Regions from separate parts of the Mus musculus genome. Here region 2 is linked to region 1. A link is a contact called in ENCODE Hi-C or POLR2A ChIA-PET data. All regions are on one chromosome and are shown on one strand. Each heading gives the region's core, a stretch centred on a gene start or an enhancer-like site at or near the end of the contact. The rest is flanking DNA. Distances are from core to core; before and after follow the strand shown.

What was found. Hi-C counts contacts between places; a loop is a spot of excess contacts on that map. ChIA-PET counts read pairs that join two places held with the same protein, here RNA polymerase II (POLR2A).
Region 2: a map of heart shows a loop between it and region 1 (2.0-fold over the local background). The contact joins the promoter of Jarid2 here to the enhancer-like site in region 1. A Hi-C loop is called at or near these places in 2 of 37 maps with a recorded cell type or tissue (gastrocnemius and heart). POLR2A ChIA-PET finds 5 or more read pairs at or near these places in 1 of 5 experiments (Patski).

Annotation. Positions count from the first base shown.
Region 1 is chr13:44,533,384-44,537,159 of GRCm38, reverse strand. It overlaps Gm34276 (a long non-coding RNA gene), which reads left to right. Exons shown (of 5, transcript XR_873341.2): 5 at 3,041-3,195. Among named protein-coding and RNA genes, the nearest start is that of Gm47792, 26 kb to the right of the region's middle. Within about 2 kb of position 1,573, at least 1 of the 3 ENCODE cell types and tissues checked has a DNase peak (open chromatin) inside an H3K27ac peak, as active enhancers do; it is gastrocnemius, where a contact is called at or near this core.
Region 2 is chr13:44,729,192-44,732,967 of GRCm38, reverse strand. Jarid2 (jumonji, AT rich interactive domain 2) reads right to left here and starts at 1,697. Exons shown (of 18, transcript NM_001205043.1): 1 at 1,052-1,697. The coding sequence starts at 1,096.

The sequences.
Region 1 (3,776 bases), core at 324-2,823:
TTTCATTACGTGATGGCTTTGGAGGCTCAAGGGCGTGGTGCTGACACCTAATGCTATGAGGATCCTGTGGTAGATGTCCTCCCAGTGGTAAGACTTCGTGGTAAGGGTAAGTAGCAGATTAGAAAATGTTCCAAGCTCTCTTATAAAGCCCATTCACTATCACAACAACCAATACATTCCCCTGTGTCCTAACCCACTCCCTCAAAATGGCATGGATTCATTAATGAACAAAAATGACTTAATTATTTCTTGATAGGCCCTAGTCTTAAAGGTCCTGATGCTGCTATGGAAGCAAGGTTTTTACATGAGACCTTGGGGGACAAACTGTATCCCTAACACAGGACCCATCACTGATGTATCGCTAAGATATGTCTTAGAGCATACACTGGGTGCTTGATAAACGTGGGAGGACATAGCTGAGAATCAGCATGTGCCCGCACCCCCCTCTAACTTCCCCAGAGGCAGGGTGTAGCTTCCCCTTTGAACAACCTCAGCAGAATCGTGGGCCCCAGTGTGGTCTCCTCATCAGGAATTCTGGTTCCTATGCGTCTCTCTTGTTCCGCATCTTTTTTAAAAAAATGTACTTTATTTATGTCTATGTCCATCTGCCTGCTTGTCTGCATGTGTACGGCATGTATGTAGTTTCTTGCGGAGGCCAGAAGCAGGTTATAGAATCTGTTGGTGCTAGAGTTAGAAGTGGTTGTGAGGCCCCTGATGTGGGTGCTGGGAACCGAACCTGGGTCCTTTGTAAGAGCAGCAAGGGGTGCTCTTAACTACTGCACCATCCCTCCAGCCTGCCCCTACTCTACCTTAGCTTTTTAAAAACCTCTTCCTCAGAATTAGGCAGGGAGGGTTTTACTGGCCCATTATACTGCATCCTGGAAACTTAGGAGAGTTAGACATTGGCCCAGAATTACAAGAAATGGCTAGTGAGCCGGGCATGGTGGCGCACGCCTTTAATCCCAGCGCTCAGGAGGCAGAGGCAGGCGGATTTCTGAGTTCGAGGCCAGCCTGGTCTACAAAGTGAGTTCCAGGACAAGCAGGGATATACAGTGAAACCTTGTCTCGAAAAAACAAAACAAAACAAAAAAAAACAAAAAAAACAAAAAAAAAAAAAAAAAAGAAAAGCAAGAAAACACACTTGGCTGGTGCTCAGGCCCATACCTCTGACTGCATCTTTTCTTTACTCGTGGACTGAGAAGGAGGAAACTCCACCCTACAACAGACCTTCTGAAAAATGAGGACGCCTCCGTGTTCCTGCCCTGAGTGACCACAGGGCTTTGAGCAGCTTCTCTTCTCCCATCCGGTGAAATTGATTTTTAAACACACTGAATTGATTAAAGCGTTGGACCAGGATGGAGCCGGCAAGCAGGCCGAATAAGAGCTGTTTGGCTCTTATATTCACTTCCTTCTTGTCGACGCATCCTGTGCCTGGGGAAATGAAGACGGCTGGGTACTCTCATCCAGGCTAACTGTGGCTTGGCCTCTGTGGAAGGAAACCCACAGTCGATGAAGGGGCACCGAGATGCAGCTGCACGCCTGTTCACAGGGCAGCCACGAATCAGCAAGCTGGGTCACGTCCTGCGCATGCGCCGGTGCCAAGAACGCTCGACAGATCGTAAAGACTGTAACATTTGCTGACGCCTCCTTAGAGGCATGGATGGGTCTATTAGTAATGACATTGGTATGTGGAGTTTGATTGAATATGGACATTAATTTGATTTCCTTAGGCTTCAGGACCAAAACTTCAGGTGGTAATTTTCTGTAGACAATGTATCTGTCTACTTATGTCTGTATGAAGGTTGTACTTACACTGTTTTAGGAAGATGTTGTTTAGTTAACACCCACTCCTAATAACTTCAAAAATAAAATAGCCACCCTTGGGCATTTTGATATGGTGTTTTTCCACTGGCGCCCAAAAGGTTTCTGCCTCAGTCAAACTAAAGTTCATTTTGTTAAACAGTGGCACACTCCCTTTCCTTTTTCTGGAACAGGGATATTCTTCAACTGCAAAGTTGCCCTTGAGGCTCTGACTGCAGTTCTCCTCCAGGGGTGACAATCCAACCATAGGATAGATGGTTTTACTTATTTGTAAGTTTGTGGCAAAGTCAGGGGACACTTGGCATTTTTGTGAGGTTTAGACCAGAGCTGCTCCACAACACGTTTCTGTCTTGTACAACAACAAGTGTCAGCCTCTGATGAAACACTGCAGCAAGCCCCTGGCTCCTAGGCTGTGGGATTCCCTGGAGCCTCTTCATTTCCCTGGAGTAGCTGGGCCTCTGGTTCAGAAGTGGCTTTCAGCTCTGTGGACATGCTGAGCAGATGGGAGGCCGAGACATGGTTTCTCAATATTTTCTGCTTTTTGCCGGGTAAGATTGGGAACGTAGGTCTCAGCTTTGAGTCATGCTTCCGTGTCTCAGGGGACTTCTCTTAGAGTTGGGATCTGGAATGCTCCCTAGTGGTCCATATGGTAAAAGCTTGGCCCCCCAGCTTGGTGAACTAGCTCTTGAGAGTTGGTAGGACCTTTAAAGTGTGGAGCCTAGCCGGAGATCTCCAGCTGTACTGTCCTGTGCCCTTAAAGAGGATCGCAGGATCCTGGGCCCTCCCTTTTCCTCTCTTCCATTTCCCAGAAACAGAGTGAGTAGTGTTGCTTCATAAACTCATACTACGATGTGCTAGCCCAGATCAGAAGCCATGGGGCCCGGGGCTGAAGAGATAGCTTTGTGGTTGAGAGTGCCGACGGCTTTTCCAGGACCTGGGTTCAATTCCCAGCACCCACATAGCAGCTTATGATTGTGTTTGTAGCTCCAAGATCTGACACTCTTGCACAGACATACATGCAGACAAAACACAAATGCACAAAAAATAAATAAGTTATTAAATAAATAAAAGAAACCACAGGGTCAAGTGATTATAGATTAAAACTTCTAAATGTGAATGTCAAAATAAGCCTTTCTTCATCATATCTTGGTTAACCAGGCATTTCTTCTTGTACTGAAGAGCTAACTAATCCAGTCTTTCTGTTTATTTGTTCTCATAGGTGGAAGATGCGCCTACTCTCACTTGGATTTGATATGCCAAGGCTGGTTGATATTTATGGGAGGCCTCATCCTTTCTAAGGAGAAAGGGGGAGGGAGGGGGTAAAGGGGGAGGGGAGAAGGAGAAACTGAGAAAAGCAGAGGTAGAAGAAGCTGTGAGCAGGATGTAAAGCAAATAAATAATAAAAAATACTACATATTTGTCTGTCTATCTGTCTGTCTGTCTATCTATCTATCTATCTATCTATCTATCTATCTATCTATCTATCTATCTAGTTTGTGTGTGTGCATGCACAAGTGGGCATACACATATCATGGTATTCATGTAGAAGAGAAAACGTGTGTGTGTGTGTGTGTGTGTGTGTGTGTGTGTGTGTGTGTGTGTGTGTATGAGTTCTCCCCTTCCACTCTGGGAGTTCTGAACTCCCAGAACTCTCAGGCTTGGCAAACACTGGGTCATTTTGCCTCCCTCTCCCCCTTCGCCCCCACCCCCTGCTTTTTTTTTTGGTTTTATGAGACAGGGTTTCTCTGTGTAGCCCAAACTTAGAAATCTGCCTGCCTCTGCCTCCCAAGTGCTGGGATTAAAGGCATGAGCCACCACTGCCTGACAGTTATGGCTTCTTGAGACAGGGTCTCACCTGATAGCGCAGATAGACCTGAAATTCACAACGGAGCTGAGGTTGGCCCTGAACTCACAACAGTCCTCCTGTCTCAGCCTCACAAGTGCCAGGACTACAG
Region 2 (3,776 bases), core at 448-2,947, 200 kb before region 1:
ATCTCCCATTATACACTCCTCTCTAACCAAAAAGGAAAAATATTAAGACCAAATCATCGACCCTAGTTAAATAAAACTTTCTCATAGGGTCGCATTGTTCTTTATTTATCTTCAAGGGCCTTTTTTTTTTCTGGGGGAAAAAAGTGTACTTTGCTCTAAAGCATACGCAGCTAACCACCGGATCACTCGAGTGCATATTTGGTTAATCCCCTGGTTTCCCTCTCTACTCCCTCCCCCCAAACTTACAAAAAAAAAAAAAAAAAAAAAAAAGCCACTACACAAAACAAAAACACTCCCTATGCCAAGCAAGACGCTGCTATACTGTGCACAAAACAAACCTAACCATCACAACCCAATCTCAGAAACCCAGTTTTCAGGGAGAAATTATTCGTATTAACATGCATTCACTCAGGCACACATATACTTTTACATGAGCTATGTTTTTCCCCTCAAACTAGAAACCATGAATCTTTAGAACCAAAACCAGCCTCTTTATAAAAGTCAATACCAATAAATGCATTCCCAGTAACATGATTCCCAACTGGGTCATGTTGCAAGCTAGATAAGCCAAAAGGGCCACATATATTAAATGATGTGCCAGTGCTAGAAGATCGCCATAATCGTACTCTGGATTGCAACTTAGCTTCCAACACACATACCTTACACGATTTTCCAAATAACACTAATAACAGGCTCATTTGTATGCAAAGTGCAATATGGGACCAAATCCGCCCGAGAATGCAGTTAGATCACTGCGGGGGCCCCCACACACAGAACCCCAACCTCCACCAAAACCCCTTGCCTTTCACCAAAACTACATCAACGTTGTGTCATTCGAGGTCAATTTATATACTTGAGGTATCTCTACACCAGTCTGTTTTCTCAACCAAACTAGGCAGACACGACTTTGCCTGAAAAGCCCTTTCGGAAAAGAAAGAGCTTTATCGGACGCTGTTTAAAACCTTTCAGCTGCAGAATTATCTATAAACTTGACATTCACAACCATCGCTTAAAACTGCAAGCCAAAGGATGTGTTGTTAAGAGCACTTACGTATTTCTTCTGAATGATATTCCTCTTGGGTCTTTCCTTGCTCATTCTGAGATCCAAATGCTGATTGCAAAAGGGGACAATTGCTTCATGAATTTAAAGCCGTCAGAAATTTGCAAAAAAATATCCTGGTGGTTTTTATTGTTGTTGGTGGTGGTTGATCTTGTAATCCGACTTTTCTTCCTCTTCCCCCAAAACCAGATTCGCCTTGAAATAAATCCGAAATTGAGAAGGATAAAAGAAAAAATATAAAAAGAGCCAAAGACGAGCGAAGCAAACAAGAAAAATTCACTTTAGTAAAACACTCATAATGGAAAATTTCCCCCGAAACATACAACAGACACAAAAAAAGAAAAGAAAAAAAAAGAAGAAAAAAAAAAAAACCGACGCCCTTCACTCCCCCCCTTTTTCTTCCAAAAACTACATCAGCGAAACGTGAAGGTCCTTAGTATCTGATCTGTAGTTACATCTTGAAGAAGAAAAAAGGAAAAGATAAATTTAAAATGTTGGAAGTCACGTTTGTGCTGCAGCAGCAGTGCGAGCAGAAGAGTCAACTCCAGCGGCGGCGGTGGCGGCGGCAGCACCACAGCGGAGGGCTCGCCGAGTCTCTTTTTTCCAAGCCCCTTAACCAATGAGAGAGAGGCTAGCCAGCCCAACTTTAAATGGACTCTGCTTTTATACAAGTTAGGGCTCCTCGGCTAATTCGCCACCTCCCGCCAGCCGAAAACTCCCACAGCTGAGCCCCCCGCACGCCTGCCTAACCTCTGCCCACAAGCCCCGGCCCGGTGCGGAGAACTCCCGCAGCCCCGTCGACGAGACCCCGGAAAGGCCTCCACGAAGCCTCTGCGGGCCGCCCGTCAGGCGCCTCTCCCACGCCGAGCCCAGTCGTGGAATTGAGAGAGGCTCCCTAGCTCAATGCATGGCACGCTCGGTCGCTCCACCTCAGCCCCTTCCCCCCCCCCCCCCCCACCCGCAGTCCGCTCACCCAACAGTCGCCGCATGCAAACCTTCGCCACTGCCCTCACGTCTACCTGCAGCCGGGCAGCTGGGTACCAGTGCCCCAGGACGCCCGGCCCGGGGGAGAGCCGCCTATTCCCGGGGCACCTTAGAATAGTCCCCTTGATCTTCTGGAAGTTGTAGTCCCTTGACTACAAAATGGCTATGGCCACGGAAGCGAAGAACTACAATTCCCAGCGTGCCCCACGCCTCCTGTCACTCAACTCCCTTTTCCCCGATCGCTTCCCCCTCCCCCTTCCCCGGGCCCTGCCAACAAACGCTTGGACGTGTCCCGCGTGCGACACTGCTAGAGGCTGGCTCGGGATTGGCCCGCGGAGCGTGTGGTCCGGGAGCGAGGAACTCCCCACGCCGGCCCCGCCCCCCAGTCCCCTCCCCGCGGGGGCCGCCCTCCCGGCCCGGCCCGGCTCGGCCCGGCCCCGCGCGCCCCGCCCCGCCCCCACCCCGGGCGCGAACCGCCTGTGGAATCGAGGAATCGGCGCGCGAGAGCGCGCCCGCGGGCCCGCGAGGGCAAGCCGCCAGGCTTCCCGGGGGAAAGGCCTCGGAGCGTGGCGGCGGCGGCGGCGGGGGGCGGTGTCAGCGAGGGGTTGGAGCGGGTCCTCAGCCAAACTGGGCCACGCACCAAGAGGGATCCTCGCTCGGTGCGAACTCGCTGATCGGCAGCGCCCGCTTGCTTCAGCCGTTGCCGGCGGTGTCACCTCAGGACAAGCGCCCGTGTGCCGAGCAAGCGGGCGGCCGCTCGGCCGCCGGGGTGGTCCGAGGTCACGGCTCCAAGCCGGCCCGCGGCCGCACGCGACCCCACGCGCGAGGCAGACGCGGCTGGGGCAGCCTCCCGGCGAAAGCTCGCGGCCTCGTGGTCGCCGGCCCGCGTGCCCGCCCCTGTCCCCGGGGCCGACGCGACCCTAGGCCGTCGCCGGTGGCTCCGAGGTGAAGCCCCGCCGTCCCTGGAGACGGTGAAGGGGGTCTTTACCCTCAGGACTAGGGCTGTCCGCGACCGAGACTCCCAACGCCGAGGTGAAACCGTGAACGGAAAAATGGAGACCGACCCCCCAACACAGGCAGCCCGTAAGGAAGCGTCTCGAACACTGAGTGCCCGAGAGCCCAATGGTCTGTGCCCCGCAGCCTTACCTGCCCCAGCCCCTGCCCTGCCCAGGCTCGCCAGTCGCTCAGATCAATGGATCGCAGGCCCTGCTGTCGCTCTCGGGGGCATTCGCAGGAACTTTAGCACGGCTCCCAGCCTCGGCGCTAATTTCCTGGTTCTAACCTATGGTCTTCAAGGTCCTGCTTTTCAAATCTGACTGGCTAGCCTCAGGGAAGCGAAAAGGCTTGGAGCCTCTCCCATCCACCTGCAGACACACATTGGCTTCTTCCTCTCTCTCCTCCCGGGCAGTCGGTTCCCAAAACAAGCACTCCCGAGTCACGACCATTCCACTGTTAGTCGCAACAGGGCAACTTAGTCATGGTGTCTAGAAGGTTCTAAAAAAGCGAGTTAACACCTATGGATTCAGAGGTCACAGTGGCCACTTCAGACAAGTTGAGCGATGGCTTTCCTAAGCTGCTCAGTTTCCACATCTGCAAGTTGATTCCGGCCAAAGCTTATGGAGAGGATTATAAAGTAACAAAACCCTAGTTTAGAACCATGCAGGTTATTGGACTGTTTCATGAGTTGACATAAGACACCCTTATTTTTAAAAAGTTATACCTCATTATTTGT